Linked DNA regions of Mus musculus: region 1 is linked to region 2. A link is a loop called in an ENCODE intact Hi-C map of the cell type or tissue named here. Cell type or tissue: heart. All regions are shown on one strand. Each heading gives the region's core, and the rest is flanking DNA. Links, peaks and the distances in the headings are about the cores only. Region 1 holds the start of Ccdc97 (coiled-coil domain containing 97). Region 2 overlaps Cyp2s1 (cytochrome P450, family 2, subfamily s, polypeptide 1).

Region 1 (8,533 bases), core at 422-8,421, 86 kb after region 2:
TGTCACTGGCCTCATTGGGTCTATAAGAAAGCACTCCACTGAGTCACCTTTTGCCCATCATGGGAGGCCAGGGTCCAAAGGTAGATAAGTAAGGACCTTGTCCCTTAATAGCTCCAGACCCTGTTCCATTTCTTAGGAAGCCAGTGCCTGGGTTCTGGTGAACTGAAGCCATCTCTTTTATTTCACAGCTGTCTGAGTACCCATTACATGCCAGGGAGCAGCTGGGAACACTTGCCAGGAGCAGATGAGTGCTCCTAGATGCCACCCAGCCAGCACATTTCCTAGAATGAGAGTTTGGCAAGACTTAAGTTCAGCGCTAGCTCCAACAGAACCTGACTTTGACCTGGGACAGTCAGCTTGACCCTTCTGGTCCTTGTTTCCACATAAAGGACAGAAACATTACTAGGAATCACTTGTGAAGTTTCTGTGAGGTGATGGGGACTGTAGCTTAATGAAGCCTCTGGAACTGGGCAGACCTGGGTTAGTCATTCTAATAGTGTGACTTGGCCCAACAACCTCGCTTAGATTTTCTTTTTAGAGTTCATTATTTTTTAAATTTACTTTATGTGTGTGTGTTTATATGTGTTTGTATGTGCCCCACCTGTGTGCAGTACCTGCAGAGGTCAAAAGAGGATATTGGCTTCCTTGAAACTAGAGTTATAGACAGTTGAGTTACTGTGTAGGTGCTAGGAACTGAACCTGGAGCCTCTGTAAGAGCAACCAGTACTCTTTTAAATATGTATGTATGTATGTATGTGTATGTACTGTAGCTGTCTTCAGACACACCAGAAGAGGGAGTCAGATCCCATTACAGATGGTTGTAAGCCACCATGTGGTTGCTGGCATGTGAACTCAGGACCTCTAGAAGAACAGTCAGTGTTCTTAACCGCTGAGCCATCTCTCCAGCCCCAGCCTCAGCTTCCATCTCTAAAATAAAGCTAGTGAATATGCCAGGCTTGCTGATGAGATGGAATGGGTTACTGATCCACTCTGCATGAAAGGCTCCTAGCATCTTGTCACCACTGCTTTTCTCAGCAGCTCTCACAGTGGCCATTTGCCACCATTTCCTGAGTACCCAGCACTTTGTGCATGCAAGCTTATTGAACTACCAAGGCACACCAAGAGCGAGACCAGGCTGACATTGTAGACTGTGAAGCAGGTCTTTGAACTGCCTTGTGTGCTGCTGCTCTCGGGTTTCAGCCTAGGGTCAGCTGCTTCCCAGACCCATCCTTGCACTTTAGAACAGACTTGCCTCCATCCAGGAACCTGTGTGCATACCAATGTGTGCTGTCTGTCTCATGGAGTGTTTGCCTTTTTCTACTCAGCCGAGTTACAGCCAGCCACCCTACAACCAAGGAGGCTACACCCAGGGCTACACAGCCCCACCACCTCCACCTCCGCCACCACCTGCCTACAACTATGGGAGCTATGGCCCCTACAATCCTGCCCCCTATACACCCCCACCACCCCCAACTGCCCAGACCTACCCTCAGCCCAGCTATAACCAGTATCAGCAGGTGAGTACAAGATGGGCCTTCCGGTAAGGCTTCTGGGAGCATTCTTGGGTGTGCATTCAGATTTGGGTTCCTGCCTGTTTCTGAAATATGGGCAGCTGCTTGTCTCAGGCTTTTGATAAACTGGTCTTTAATGGCCGATGTGTAGCCCTGGACCCCAGTGCAGCAAACCTTCCTAGCTAAGCTAGGCCTCCAACGTAGCCAAGGGGTGCCAAGTTCCATTCCAAGTTGGTGCTGGGGCTGCCACACCTGAAAAGGACAGCCAGCCAGCAAGCCACAAGACCAAGACTGCTTTCCCATTTATGTGACATCAAGTCACCCCTTACCTTTCCAAAGCATTTTGGTTTCTGTCAAAGAACCCATGTGATGAGGGTGGACCACAAAAGGAGAGAAGGGACAGTCTGGAGTGCAAGAGATAACTTGATATTCTTGTTCTCTCCCCCAGTATGCCCAGCAGTGGAGCCAGTACTATCAGAACCAGAGCCAGTGGCCGCCATACTACGGGAACTACGACTATGGAGGCTACTCGGGCAGCACACAGGGGGGCACAAGCACACAGTAGCCGGTGCTGGAGCCTTCAGAGGCTCGTGCCGGCTGCTTCTAATAGCACCTGCCTTGGCCCCTTTTTCCCCTCTGAGTCCTGTGGTGCTGGGGACAGAGTTATCCCAGGGCTGCCTCTCTCTAGCCCACTTTTTCCAGAGGAGCTTCTCTCTTCATACAGGCCAGGCATTTTCCTCTCTGGATTCCAACAGGCAACAGTGAGCTTTTCTTTTATCTTTGTCCCTCCACTTCCTCCTCCCCTGCCTTCTTAGCTAAAGAAGCCTCCCTTGTGAGGCCACAGTGACTGGGGAGGAGCCTTGCCTGTCTGCCCCTCCCTACTCTGCTTTTTAGCCCCTTGGCTTCCCAGACTCTCATGCAGTTGGTTGTAAATTCTTCCAGGAGCTGTTTTTCTGTCTACTTTTCAGGATTTAAAAAAAATTTTTTTCAAAAACTTTAAAAAAAAAAAAAGTTTAAGAAGCAAATTGCAGAGGGAGGAAGCATTGACTTTTTTTGGTAATTATGCTTTTTTTTTTTTTTTTTTAATTTTTAGAATTTGTCTGTTTTTACTGTGGGTCAGCCGTTGATACTTCATCAAATAACCATTTCTTTGCTGAGTTCAGGTAACCGAGGAAGAGCCACACCCTCGAAACAACAAAATCACCTTTAACCTAACTTTTTATATGATGTCTCAGTTCCCCGTAACTTTGCACACAAGCGTCTGTTCAGTTGGATTGTAACTGCTTTTTGTACTTGGAGAGAGTGTGACTATTGAACTTGAAACCTTTTACTCCAGGAGTCGTGGTAGTTTCTGGTGGGCATAAGCGGGTGAGAGGGTGAAGGGAAGGTGGGGGTGGGGCCAGCTTCCCTTTAGACCCTAAAGTTCCTCCACCACCACCACCACCACCACCTCCACCTCCACCACCACCTCCACCTCCATTGCTCTTCCAGGTGCCAGACCTGCAATGTTTTACAGTGGTCCTTTTGATTACTCTCACTTCCCGAATGTTCTAACCGGACCTTAGCAAACCGCACTTATTACAAGATGTTTTACCCTGTTTTGTTTTGTTTTCTTTCAATAAATGACATGGCACCTCTTATCAGGAAGGAAGCAGGGTTGAAACCCTGAAGTGTTACTGCAGTTGGCCTTTAATTGGGATGGGAACCTTTGAAGGGGAAATGCCTCGATCATTTATTTAAACAAAGTGGGTCTGTACTTCACATAACCCAGATGCTCCTTGTGCAGGGACAGACAGGTGAGAGCTGTAAGAATGAGACTATGCTGGCGCAGGCCCCTCTCCGGGTGTGTTGCCCAACCTACCCTAAGGTCCAGCCTGGATGCTGCTCTCAGGGTGGCCCTGTACCGCCACCTGTGCAGGTGTTGGCTGCCTACTCTTCCCTACCTATCATCCTGAACAGTTCTAGGGATGTGAGCACTGCAGAAATGACCCTAGCCCCTCTTCTTGGAGTTCCTCCTCTAGGGAATACAAATTTGTAACCAGTTACAGCGCCAAGCATTTAGAGAGACCCTGAAGTAATAGGCAGGGCTTTCTGGAAAAGAGGAAAATGCAGGGTGAGCTGTGGGGTGGGACTCTAGCCCACTGTCCTTTCTAGCTTCATTTCTCCTGTGCAAGCTGTGTTTTTCACATCTGATGCAGTGTGTGGGCAGCTCGCCCAGCTCCCTTGTAGAAACTAGGGAGCCTTTGAAGAGCCACAACCTATCAAAAGAAGCTGGGGGTTGTGACAAGAGCCTGTATCCAAAGGTATGCATACCACTTACAGTGCCCCAGGACCTAGGTGCAACATGGCTAGACACCAGGAGGGAGTAGATGCAAGGCTGAGGGGGGACCATGTCGGTGCCTAAAAGATACTTGTCACTGGGCTGTGGTGGCACGCTCCTTTAATCCCAGCACTTGGGAGGCAGAGGCAGGTGGATTTCTGAGTTCCAGGACAGCCAGGGCTATACAGAGAATCCCTGTCTGGGGGAGGGGGGAAGGGGAGGAGAGACACTTGTCAAGTTGCTCTAGGAGAAGGTAAGGAGGGGTCCTTGTCCCTAGCCTGGGAAATGCTGCTCTTGGCATATGTGTGTTGGGCAGCATCGCCCTCTGCTGGCCATTCCTGGTGATGCAGCTGGGTTTTTACCAGGCCATTCCCCAAATGTCGGGAATGCTTACCAAGTTCTAACTCTTCCAAACCTGTTTCAAGATTAATGCACCACCTTCCTCGTTGTGATCTCCAGTTCCTTTCCTTGGTTCCCTACCCCAAACCTTATGGGTTCCAAACACCTCATAGGGCTACGAAGCCCTTTATGATCTGACACTGACACGTGGCCTCCATTTTTTTTTTTGAGTCTGGGTTCTCTGGCTGCCCTGGAACTCGCTCTGTAGACCTGGCTGGCCTCGAACTCAGAAATCTGCCTGTCTCTGCCTCCCAAGTGCTAGGATTAAAGGTGTGCACCACCACTGCCCAGCTTCCAATAATCTTTTATTTTTTGCTTTCTTGAGAAAAACTTGCCATGTAACCCTGGCCGGCCTTATTCAAGACAAGATTTCGTCAAACCCTCAGTGATATCCCTGCCTCTGTCTCCTGAGTGCTGTATGCTCTGCATAGTAAACAGTTAACAGCACCCAGAAGTACCTTTGTCAGCAAAACTGCCTGAAGTACTTCCTAACTCCTGCCCATGCCTTTCAGGTCTCATCTGGGGGCTTTATCCCTGCCAGAAAGTCTCTGACCCTGCCTGTGGTGAGCAGGTCCTTCCCTTTTACACAGCGAATTCCTCATATCTGCAGGTTTCCTTCTTGTTTGGAAACACAAAGGTTCTCCCCCCAATTTAATCTCATGCCAGCCCTACAGGCTGGATGTGATGATAGAAGGAAGTCAAATCTACAGAGAGCACAAAGTTGGATGAGATGGTTCGGCGGTTAAAGATGCTTGCTGCCAACCTTGACTGAATTTTATCCACACTCCCATAAGTTGTCTTCTGACCGCATAAGTATTTTTAAGAGGACTCGAGGGTCTATGCGATAGGGCCAATACAACCACTCCAAATATTAACACACGAGGACCTCAAGTTAGAGTAGCGATCAAATGACACACGGTCCCCGCTGACTTTCCCATTTGATAGGTTTAAGATCCATCAGCGGGGCTACGCATGCGCATAAGAGAAGGCCCGCCTTTGACCCGGAACTTTGATGCTTGGGTGCCGCATAAAGACGCTTGCGTAACCGGAAGTACCTGCGGGTACCTAGGGTCCAGCCTGGCTTCCGGAGCCCGCTGTGGCGGTTACTGTGTTGAAGAGACCTGTTATGGAGGCGGTGGCAGCTGCAGAGGTGACGGAGAGGAAGCCGGATAATGGTGAGACGTTTGCCAGGCTCAGGTGACCGGAGGGTGCTCTTGCGGTGTGACCAGGAAATGGTTCCGGCAAGCGCTGAGGACTCTAGGAAGTCTGACCGCCGCTTACTGGCACTTTCAACACTTGGTCCACCTTGTGGGTCTGGTTATTCGGCCTTGTAGCAGGTTGACGTTTCCCTTCTTCTTTGAAATGAACCCCTTTCCATGTCCTAGGCTAACCCACTTTTTTTTTTACCATGCCAACGCTTCAAGCAAATAACAACTCTCCTGCAGATTCTTCCAGTCTCAGACCAACCTTTCTCAAGTTAACATCATTTCTGTGCCAACCTGAGTTTCTCCGTATCCCAAGCTAGCTCTCCTCTTGTCCCATGAAAGCTCACATCAAACCAACAGCCCCCATTGCATTCTAACCCTTCCTGACCCCAACGTCTGCCTCTTTAGGTCCTAAAGTTCTCATTCCGCCCCTTTAGGTCCTTTCTCCCTCGCACCTTCAATGCCTTTTACTTTGCTACTGACTTCCTACAAGTATTGGCTTGGGGGGGCGGGGGCGGGGGCTTTTGTTTTGTTTTGTTTTGGGGTTTTGTTCACAGCCTTTTATTATTGCCAAGGTCAGCCTCCAAATTGCTGTCCTCCAATCCCAGGTCCCAAGGTACTGAGTTTACAGCCCTGTGCCACCACGCCTGTCTTTAATGTTTCATAGTAGTCTGATGTGCGATGACAACTTGGAACTGGGAGTTACTGAAGCTGAATAGCAGATTATGAATGTAGAGGCAGAGGTGTGTTCTAGTGTGTGTTTCAATCTTTGATAATCTCCAATTGTGGTGATTTATATCTGTAACCCCAGCACTTGGGAGACTGAGGCAGGAGATTACCCTTAAGTTTGAAGACATCCTAAACTACATAGTGAGTTCCAGACTACAAAGTCAAACCCTGTACTATGAGGCCCTGCTTCAAAGTATATATATTAACATTTTCTGTAACAAAATTGTATGTATCTTTTAAACTTTCTGGTGCTGGGCCTCAAGCCTTACAAATGCCAATCACATTTGCTACCATGAAGCCATAAAAGAGAATCTGGGGCAAGATGTGGTGAAATGGGCCTATAGTCAGGAGCCTAGAAGGTTCAAAGCCAGGGATTAAGGCCGTAGCTTATTAGTGGGATGTTTGCATAGCATGCCTGAGGCCCTGGGTTCAATCCCCAGCACCATCTAAACTGTGTGTGGTAGAGCAGGCCTGTCCTCCTAGCACTGCCAAGACACTGCTCATAATTTTCTTACCCATCACCTACTACAGCGTGCTCTCCACCCTGAACTTGTTCCAGTCAGGTAGGATCCCCAGGGACGTCCATTCATGGCTATTCAATCTACTTGATTAGAGTTTTGTTGTTTTGTTACATTCTCATTGTTATTCATTCATTTGTTTGATTGTATATTTATTTATTTGAGGTGGGGTTTCACCCTGTAGCCTAGGCTGACCTAGAACTCACTATGTAGTCTAGCCTGGTCTAAAACTCATGAATCATTCTACCCCAGCCTCCTGAATGCTGGGGCTATTTGTGTGTGTGTGTGTGTGTGTGTGTGTGTGTGTGTGTGTGTGTATGCATACATACATACCTGCCCAGCATCCAGACTGTTTTCTTACTATACTGCTTCCAGCAGCCAGTGCCAGCCACCTGGCACAGTTGCCTTATGAGAGAAACAATATGCACTGCTTCCCTTCTGTTTCTCAGGCTGCTCTTTCTTAGCTCTTCCAACTGCTATACCAAAGACCAGAAACTGGGTGTTTGGTTTTTTGTTGTTGTTGTTTCCTTTTCGGTTTCTCGAGACAGGGTTTCTCTGTGTAGCCCTGACTGTCCTAGACTTGATTTATAGACCAGGCAGTACTCGAACTCACAGGTGTTCCCCTGCCTCTGCCTCCCAAGTGCTAGAATTTGTGAGCTGCCATGTGGATGCTGGGAATTGAATCTGGACTCTGGAAGAGCAGCAGCCTATGCTCTTAAACGCTGAGCCATCTCTCCAGCTACAAGATGTCACTTTCCTGGCAAGCCTGCTACCCTGCAGTTTAAAAGTGAGCCATCCTAACATTTGCTGCTTCTGTCTTTTTTAGGCTTTTCATTGGATACTTTATTTATCATCATCATCATTTTGTTATCATTGGTGTTTTGGATTTTGTTGTTTGTTTTTTGAGATTTTTATTTTGAAATTCAATATCACTGTGTAGGCCTGGCTGGCCTTGAACTCAGAGAGATCCACTTGCCTCTGCTTCCTCCACGCTGAAACTGAAGGTGTGTACCACCATACCAGGCTTGTCCGACTGTCTTTCTACCTAGCCAGGGAAGCACGTAATATATTCCATGGTTGTTTGTTTGTTTGTTTGTTGTTTTTTCGAGACAGGGTTTCTCTGTATAGGCCTGGCTGTCCTGGAACTCACTCTGTAGACCAGGCTGGCCTCGAACTCAGAAATCCACCTGCCTCTGCCTCCCGAGTGCTGGGATTAAAGGCATGAGCCACCATGCCTGGCATATTCCATGGTTTTGTTAATTAGTTAGACTATTGACTGTGCAGCATCACGGCCTGTTCACCATGGTCTCTCTGTCTAAGGCCTAGAACATTACCCAGAATGTAGCAGGTACTCAGTAAACGTGAGCTGTTTGAATGTGTCAGTTCCCAGCCTCCTCCTGCCTAAGCCCCCTTCCCCTGATGCCCTTAACTAAAGACTCCTCTTGACTCTCAGACGGCGTGGAGCCCAGAGTTGTGCACTGGGGGGAGCTGAGCCAGACTCCCATTCCATCTGGACCGCAGGAGAAGGAGACAGCAGAGAGGACACCAGACATCCCCAACAGTGGCAGCTCCCAGGCAGAGAGCCCGGCTGTGAGTGCCATGTTGCATGCCATCGCTGCCAGCCACCTGCCTGTGTGCAGCCAGCAGCAGGGTGAGCCTGATCTGACAGAGCCTGAGAAGGTGGCCATCCTGGGCCAGCTGTATCACAAGAAGCCGCTGGTGTTCTTGGAGCGCTTCCGCACAGGCCTCCGGGAAGAGCACCTGGCATGCTTCGGCCATCTGCGTGGAGACCACCGTGCTGATTTCTACTGTGCCGAGGTGGCCCGGCAAGGCACTGCCCGGCCTCGAACC
Region 2 (8,490 bases), core at 1-8,000:
GGCACACCTGTGAACAAAAAATCTTCTGGCCTTTTTTAACATCATCCATTTTTAGTTTCAACACCACAGATGCTACAACCCAAAGACAGATGTCCTGTTCTCTCTCTTTGTTGTTGTTGTTGTTGTTATTGTTGTGTGTTTTGTTTTGTTTTTGCTTTTTAAGACATGGTCTCACTCTGTAACCCCAGCTGTCCTTGAACTCCCAGCAATCCTTCTGCCTCAGCTACTTAAGGGCCTGGAATGCAGGTGTGAGCTGCCATACCTAGCTCTAATTCTCCTTCTGCCTCTTTTTATCTAATTCAGTTCTCTCTCTCTCTCTCTCTCTCTCTCTCTCTCTCTCTCTCTCTCTCTCCCTCCCTCCCTCTCTCTCTCTCTCTTTCTTTTTTTTTTTAAGATTTATTTATTATTATATATAAGTACACTGTAGCTGTCTTTAGACACACCAGAAGAGGGAGTCAGACACACCAGAAGAGGGCATCAGATCTTGTTACAGATGGTTATGAGCCACCATGTGGTTGCTGGGATTTGAACTCTGGACCTTCGGAAGAGCAGTCGGGTGCTCTTACCCACTGAGCCATCTCACCAGCCCCCTCTCTCTCTTTCTATGCCTCCCAGGACGTCCATTCAACCCTTCCATGCTGCTGGCCCAGGCCACCTCTAATGTCGTCTGTTCCCTTGTCTTTGGCATCCGTTTGCCCTATGACGATAAAGAGTTCCAGGCTGTGATCCAGGCAGCAAGTGGTACCTTGTTAGGGATCAGCTCTCCATGGGGCCAGGTAAGTGATGGGAGCCTTCTCAAGCCTCGAAACTTCCTGTCAAACACCCTGGGAATGAGCTGTCTTCCTGTGCCCACAGGCCTACGAGATGTTCTCCTGGCTACTGCAGCCCCTGCCAGGCCCCCACACACAGCTCCAGCACCACTTGGGCACCCTGGCTGCCTTCACTATCCAGCAGGTACAGAAACACCAGGGACGCTTCCAAACCTCAGGTCCTGCACGTGATGTCGTTGACGCCTTCCTGCTAAAGATGGCACAGGTGTGGAAACTTGGGAGAGGAAAGTGTCCCTCTTGAGTACAACTGACTGACTACTGGCCTAGGTGATAGCCCACATACTTAGCATATGCTGAGCCCTCATCCCTGGGATGAACTCAGGATTGGACCCTGGGGAGGAGACCATCCCTTCTTGATTCTAGTCTGTTCTTTACGGACTGCGAGCTCCTGAGGATATCTATTGCTCTCCTCCCTTTTTACTCTTCGTGAAATATGGTCTTATTCTGTTGCCTAGGCTGGCCTGGAACTCACCCTGAAACCTAGGCTAGCCTGGAACTTGCAGATATCCCCCTGTTTCTGCCTCCTAAGGGCTAACCCCCCAGGCCTGGCTTCAGGTCTCTTTCTCTACCTCCATGTCTCTGTGTACAAGTTGGTAGAGCTGTCTAGCAAGCAAGAAGCCCTGGGCCCCACCCCTAGTACCACATGAACCGGGTATAGTAGTTCACACTTATCATCCCAGCGCCGAGGAGGCAGAGGCAGGAAACCATCTTCATCTATATAGCAAGTTTGAGGCCAGCCTGAGCTACATGAGACCCCAAATGGGAGTAATGACCAATGGCTTGTCTCGGTGGGTAAAGGGACTTGGCACCAAGTCTGACTGTCTGTGTTTGATCCCCGGGATCCACACAGTGGACAGGGAGAACCAGCTGCCACAAGTTGTCCTCTGACCTCCACATGCATGCCATGGCACACACATGCCCACACATGAAATTTTAAAAGATCTTTTTTAAAAATCTTGAATCTCACCTGCCATGCCTTTAGTCCCAGCACTCAGGAGGCAGAGGCAGGTGAATGTCTGTGACTTCAAGGCCAGTCTGGTCTACAGAGCAAGTTCTAGGACCACCAGGGATACACAGAGAAACCTTGTCTGGAAAATAATAATAATAATAATAATAATAAACAACTTAAATCTAAATCCCACTTAAATAACAGATCCTCATTTCTCAAGTTGTCTCAAACATTTATTTCAATCCTCAGGAGAAACAAGACCCAGGTACAGAATTCACCGAGAAGAACTTGCTGATGACGGTCACATACCTGCTGTTTGCTGGGACCATGACCATCGGTGCCACCATCCGCTATGCCCTCCTGCTCCTGCTGAGATACCCTCAAGTCCAGCGTAAGAAACTGTTCCTGCCAGGCAGGCCCCAGGAACCTGAGCGACGGTTCCAGAGGACAGAATGTGGAGGGAGATGAAAAGGTCATGATCTAAAATTCCCCGAGAGGTCAGGGCTTCCAGAACTTCTGATCACAGTGCAAGACGTAGTGAGAGGCGAGACAAGATCCGTCTGTGCCACCTTGTCACCTTGTCCCCAGGCATGGGAGCCATAGAAGGATGTTGAGCAGGGAAGATATATGATTTATTTATGCATTTATTTTTATTTGAGATGGGATCATACTGTATAGCCCAAGCTAGCCTGCTACTCACTGTTTAGCCCAGGCTGGCCTCTAACTCAGCGTCCTGGCTTGGCTTCCCAAGTGCAGAGTGTATTAAATTACCACACCCAGTTTGCATCTGCATTTTAGAAAACCTTTGCGCTTCCAGGACAGAATGAACTGTAGGAGACTGGGACTCAGTGATGGAGTCCCTGCCTAGAGTCTCAGGGGCAATGACGGGAGCTTGAGAGCCCTTGCTTGGGATCCACTGGTGAGAGGAAGGGACGTGGCTCAATGGTAGAGTATGACGGCCTAGCAAGCATGAGGCTCTGGGTAACATTCCCAGTTAGCACCCCCGCAACACACACGTACACACACACGCACACGCACACATGCACGCACACAGTGGATTGTAAATGATGAAGGCACTCAGGAAGGTGGACAGAAACCTGAAGACCTAAGACAGGGCTAGGCCAGGCTACGGAGACAGTGGGATAGAAGCAGAACAGGCAGGTTGTGGAGAACTAGGAAGGAAGGAAGGAAGGAAGGAAGGAAGGAAGGAAGGAAGGAAGGAAGGAAGGAAGGAAGGAAGGACTTGTCCAGGGGCAGACTTGAGCTTCTAGCTGGGAAACTGCAGACAGTGTCGTTACCCTGAGCTACAGACAGGAAGGATGCTTTCTAGGGGAGGCTGAACATGGACTGTAGGTCTTGCCTGTAATCCTAGCACTCAGGAGGCCTAAAGCAGAATGATTGACACAAGTTCAAGGCCAGCCTTTTCTACATAGTGAAGGAAGACCTTGGTTACATACCAAGGGCCTGTCATAAGACAAAAGACAAAAATGCGGGGACTGTATTAAAGTCATCTTGAGCCAGGCCCACAAAAGGAGAAGAATCCAAACTTCACAAGACACTGGATCAAGCCTGGATTTTAAAAATTATAACCCGGCTAGAGAGATGGCTCAGAGGGTAAGAGAGCTTGCTGCACAAGCATGGGGACCTGAGTTCAAATCTCCACCATCCATGTAAAAAGCTCAGTACGTCTCTAGAGCACTAAGGGAGGAGGGGCTGAGATGGGAAAATCACTGCTGGCTGCCAGCCTAGCTCCAAGCCCAGTGATGAATGCTGGGGATAAGGTGGCTAGTAATGAAGCAGGACACGGGACACGGGCATCGTCCTCTGGTGTGCGTGCATACACCCAAGCACACTGTGTGCACACAACCCCCCCACACACACACCCACACACACACAAGAAGAGTCACCATCCAGGTGTGGTAGGGCACACCTGCAGTGCCAGCACATAGTAGGCTGTGAGTTTGAGGCCCAGCCTTGGTTACACATTGAGATACACTCTAGCCTGGGTTATAGGCAAAACAGAAAACAATGAAAGAGAGGTGACAGTCACAGTCAGAACTGAGGCTAGCCCAGAATGAACCACACCCCTCCCCCAGCACTTGGGAGGCAGAGGAAGATGGATCTCTGTGAGTTCAAGGCCAGGCTGGTCTATGTAGTGATTTCCAGGACAGCCAGTCTCAACACCATTTTTTGCTAGGAAAGTTAAGACAAAATAGATACAATATCCAACACAGGCTGACGAGACCCCAGGCCTACACTGCTCCTCATCGGCTGCCAGTCCCACCCCCAAACCACTGTTGTACAAGATGAGGCTTCTGGGAGAAAGATCCCAGGGTTCATCCTACCCTTGACCTGCAACCTTCCTCTTGTATTCAGAGCGCGTCCGGGAGGAGCTCATACAGGAGCTGGGTCCTGGCAGGGCTCCAAGTCTCAGCGATCGAGTTCGCCTCCCTTACACGGATGCCGTTTTACACGAGGCACAGCGGCTCCTGGCACTGGTACCCATGGGCATGCCCCACACCATCACGAGGACCACTTGCTTCCGAGGGTACACTCTGCCCAAGGTAGGTGTATGGCACAGCCAGAGCAGTTATCTCTGCCCTGGGACTTGCGTTTTGATATCCCTGTCTCTGGAGGATCCTCACCCCCAACCACCATCCACCTCTTTCTCTCCCGCCTCCACTGAAAAACAGTTCAGAATAGAACCACCGGGGGGCGATATATTCCCAATCCTGCGATAACAGCAGCAGCGGCTCTTTCTGGAATCAAATCCTTATGTTAGCCCCGTTGTTTTCTTAGCTGGAACTTGAACAAATTGCTTCATACACTGAGCCTCAATATGCTCCTCTTTGAAATCAGGAATAATAATAATAATGGTCATTTGGACTTGTAAGATGATGCTTGTAAAACATCTACCCAGCTCTTGATGGTGGATGGATGCCCTATATACATACAGAAGACAGTCACGATGTCACAACCCCTCACATTGTGTCAGCTATTGTTCTGGATGCCTTCTGTTAGTATTATTTTCTTTCATCTGCAAAGCAATCCTATGTAATCATCACACCCATTTTACAGAAGGAAAAACTAAGATGTGAGTACCCAGCCAGAGAGTGGGAAGACAAGATTTGAACCCAGAACCTAAGCTCTAATCACTTCAACCTGCCTTTCTGTTCCTTAATAACAGTCCCATGATGCTCTTCTGGGAGCTCCTTCACCTTCACAGCTCACACGCCATGGGCCAGACTCCCTAGCAAGTCATGTTTTGCCCCTCTGCTCTGGTTTCTCCGCCTGCCTTTCCCCTCTACACCAAAGCCCCAAGAATACACAAGCTCTATCTGGCCTGAGAGATAGCCTTGCAGCCCTCCCTGCCTGTCCGTTCTTGGACATCCCTCCCACACACACTCTTGTCTTTTGCCTCCCTGGGACATTCCCCAGAGAGATGGCTTCGTACAGCTACAACTTAATCTTGGAATCACAACAGACTCCCAGAATCTCAAAACAGTATAAAAATAACACACTTTGCCAGCCTCCCCCGGGGATTTCTTTGGCTGCTGCTTAAGTTCCCTGGGCCTTAGTTTCTCTATCTTTTTTATATCACCCCTCACCCACATAAGGTGCTAGGGGCTGAACCCAGGGCCTCTTACACATTAAGCAAATGTTCTATCGCGGACTTACATCCCTAGACACACACCTTTGTGGGGTTTGTGTATTTGTTTGGTTGGTTTGGTTGTTTTTCTTTTGAAATAAGATCTTGTTAAGTAGCATGGGCTGGCCTTGAACTTGCAATCTTGCCTCCTTCCTGAGCTTTATTCCAGAGATTCCAGGTGTGAGGACAGGAGTGAGGCCACTGTGTGAACCTGTTTTATACAAGGCAGTGTGTGTGAATACTGAGAGAAAACGCTTGGCTATCCCAGCATGGTGGCAGATGCCTGCTAGGCCATCACTGGGAGACTGAGACAGGAGAATTGCTGCAAGTTCAAGGCTAGCCTGGGCTACATAATGAGACCCGGTCTATTAGAAAGAAAGTAGGAGCAAATGGGAGGAGAGGGGGGGGGCACAGACGTGTTTACTTAAAAAGCATAGTGCATAGCTGAGGACCCAAGTTTTCTTCTCAGCATCCATGTTGGGTGGCTCACAGACGCCTGTAACTCCAGCTCTAGGGGGACCTGATGCTCTTGAATCCATGAATATCACACACACACACACACACACACACACACACTGACATACGTGTACATAATTCAAAATACTAAAATTAAAAAATCTAAATACAAATAAATCTTTAAAAAAAACAAATCTTAATTTTTAATCAGGTTATCTTAAAAGTATGGGTGTAGAACACCCAACTGTGTGAGCTTTTCCCTGTCTCCTCAGGGCACTGAGGTCTTCCCTCTGATTGGCTCCATACTGCATGACCCTGCGGTTTTCCAGAACCCAGGAGAGTTCCATCCAGGCCGCTTCCTGGACGAAGATGGTCGGTTGAGAAAACACGAAGCCTTCCTGCCCTACTCCTTAGGTATCTACCGGGTTTTAGGGATAATTGGAAGGTGCTAATTGGCCAGTGGTGTGAGCTCCAGTTGAGGAGCACGTTCCTGCACCCCAGGGTCTCTGTCGGCTCCCCATATCTGTGGAGCCAGATGTGACCGCAGCTGACTCAGTCCTTCCCTGCCAGGTAAGCGAGTCTGCCTGGGAGAAGGCCTGGCTCGGGCGGAGTTGTGGCTTTTCTTCACTTCCATCTTGCAAGCCTTCTCCCTGGAGACCCCGTGCCCGCCGGGTGACCTGAGCCTGAAGCCAGCCATCAGTGGACTTTTCAACATCCCCCCGGACTTCCAGCTGCGGGTCTGGCCCACTGGCGACCAGTCCAGATGAAGGAAGGAGTTTGGAAGGTGGGAGCCCTCTGGGCTGAAAGAGCCTTACTCAGGGTGTGTGTGAAGCAGGTGTCTCAGAAGCAACATCACACTACACACCACGTATCAAGGCAGCTGTGGAGACCAGGGACCACACCACTACACAACCGCACAGCAACTGATGCATAGGCTTCTTTTTGGAGAGGGCTGTCTGAAACGGGGATCTTGTTATGTGGTGACACAAGCCGAACTCAAACTTGTGATCCTCCCGCCTCGGTGTCCTGCTCGCTGGAATTACAGGTATGCGCCACCATGAGCTGCATAGGCTTTCAGCCTACATCATGTAATATAGGCCATCTGGAATTGCAAGCATATAGCTAGATACCCCGCTGTCCACCACACGACTCTGTATGCTCACAACTCTAATCCAGCGACTGCCTACACAAACACACAAACAACCCAACCGTATTCAGGACTCTTAACTCTGTCTAACACGCTCAGCACCGCTGTTGCTGGGTCCCCGCCATAGAAAACAGCAAGCCCCAGCTGGGGTCATGTCACAGCCAGAACGATGTTCTGTCTACTCCCATGGATGACCTCACCACCATCCAGGCTCATGAGTGGCTCTATCAACGGCCACCAGCCAGTAATCCACACAGCCAAACCGTATGTGACAAGATCTTGGCCCTTCCAAACTTCTTCCCACTGAGGCACACCGTGACGACATACTATTCCCCAGTCACGTCCACACCCATGCCCCTCCAGCACGCTCCTTCCAACAAATGTTCCCAAATATAAAGGTTTCCTGGTCTGTGATTGTGCACACAGACCTTCTACAAATGAGGACCAGCGACCCAAAGAAAAAGGGTTTCCCAGTCATGTTATCAGGGGCCTGCTCTCAAACGCATTCTGATCTCTGAGCTGCCTGCAAGTCCTCATGAGAGTGCTGGAAATGTATCCTCCTCCTGGAAGGACTAACTGGCCTCACAGGGATGATGCAGGGGAGTGCTGTTAGCTGTTTCCAGCCCTCCTTATCAGGACAGAAGCCATAGCTGACCTCTTTGTGACTTGAAGGTTCCCGTTTTGCAATAAAAGTTTGTTTCTGGCCCGAACGGACCCCCTCTGCCTGTGTGAGTAAGGGGGTGGGGACGAGGGAGCCCGCCCCTCCCCTGAGGCTGGGAGGGAGCCGAAAAACATGGTTACCGCCCACCTCGCCCACGCCCACCTCGCTGCTTACATCAGTGCCAGATGTGAAGCTGAGGGGGAGGGAAGGGAAAGGACAGGGCTGGGGCTGTCTGCTGTCCTGCTTCAGGATCACTGGAAAGTCTTCGGCCAACAACAGATCTGGTCTCTGGAAGGGCTCCAAATCTGAAAGCACATACTGACACACAGGCACTAAGGACACAGGCCAGGGCATCCTACGCTTGGTTCCACTACCGTGCTTTCCCTCCCTTTCCCTCCTGGTTGTTTTTCCCCTCACTCATTTTGTTGTTTTGTTTTGTTTTTCCAGACAGGGTTTCTCTGTGTAAATCTGGCTGTCCTGGAACTCACTTTGTAGACCAGTCTGGCCTTAAACTCAGAAATCTGCCTGCCTCTGCCTCCCAAGTGCTGGGATTAAGTCGTGTGCCACCACTGCCCGGCCTTTTTTTTTTTTTTTTTTAAACAACCATCAATTCTATCGACTCTGCCTGGAGATGTAGCTTACCATGTATAGAGCCCAGAGTTCCATCTTCATTACTGACAGAAATAAAAAATAAAGTGACCACTAACTTTCTGCTAGGTCTGTTTCACTTATCACCCTTTGTTAAGGTTATTTTAAGAAAAATATTAGAAAATAATTGAACATGTGTGCCTTTTAATT

The links. A loop is a pair of places that touch in the nucleus more often than their neighbours do. Peaks named below come from ENCODE experiments on the same cell type or tissue, not always from the same donor. Only the 100,000 strongest peaks of a DNase experiment are listed, where the experiment ranks them.
Region 1: a loop joins it to region 2, with 8 times the contacts of the local background. A loop is called at or near these places in 3 of 42 quality-filtered maps.

The regions. Positions count from the first base shown.
Region 1 is chr7:25,715,790-25,724,322 of GRCm38, reverse strand. It overlaps Ccdc97 (coiled-coil domain containing 97), which reads left to right and starts at 5,288. Exons shown (of 5, transcript NM_028771.3): 1 at 5,288-5,405; 2 at 8,136-8,533. The coding sequence starts at 5,357. Hnrnpul1 (heterogeneous nuclear ribonucleoprotein U-like 1) reads left to right here. Exons shown (of 15, transcript NM_144922.3): 14 at 1,326-1,517; 15 at 1,960-3,162. The coding sequence ends at 2,076. In heart, for the core only: a CTCF peak has its summit at 5,428; DNase peaks (open chromatin) are centred at 3,912, 5,232 and 8,392; H3K4me3 peaks cover 1,976 bases; H3K27ac peaks cover 1,560 bases.
Region 2 is chr7:25,801,724-25,810,213 of GRCm38, reverse strand. Cyp2s1 (cytochrome P450, family 2, subfamily s, polypeptide 1) reads left to right here. Exons shown (of 9, transcript NM_028775.4): 4 at 616-776; 5 at 856-1,035; 6 at 2,029-2,170; 7 at 4,156-4,343; 8 at 6,157-6,298; 9 at 6,455-7,745. The coding sequence ends at 6,651. Among named protein-coding and RNA genes, the nearest start is that of Cyp2s1, 11 kb to the left of the region's middle. In heart, for the core only: CTCF peaks have their summits at 4,281 and 4,487 (motif pointing right); DNase peaks (open chromatin) are centred at 4,333, 6,553, 7,283, 7,833 and 1 weaker place; H3K4me3 peaks cover 1,296 bases; H3K27ac peaks cover 1,940 bases.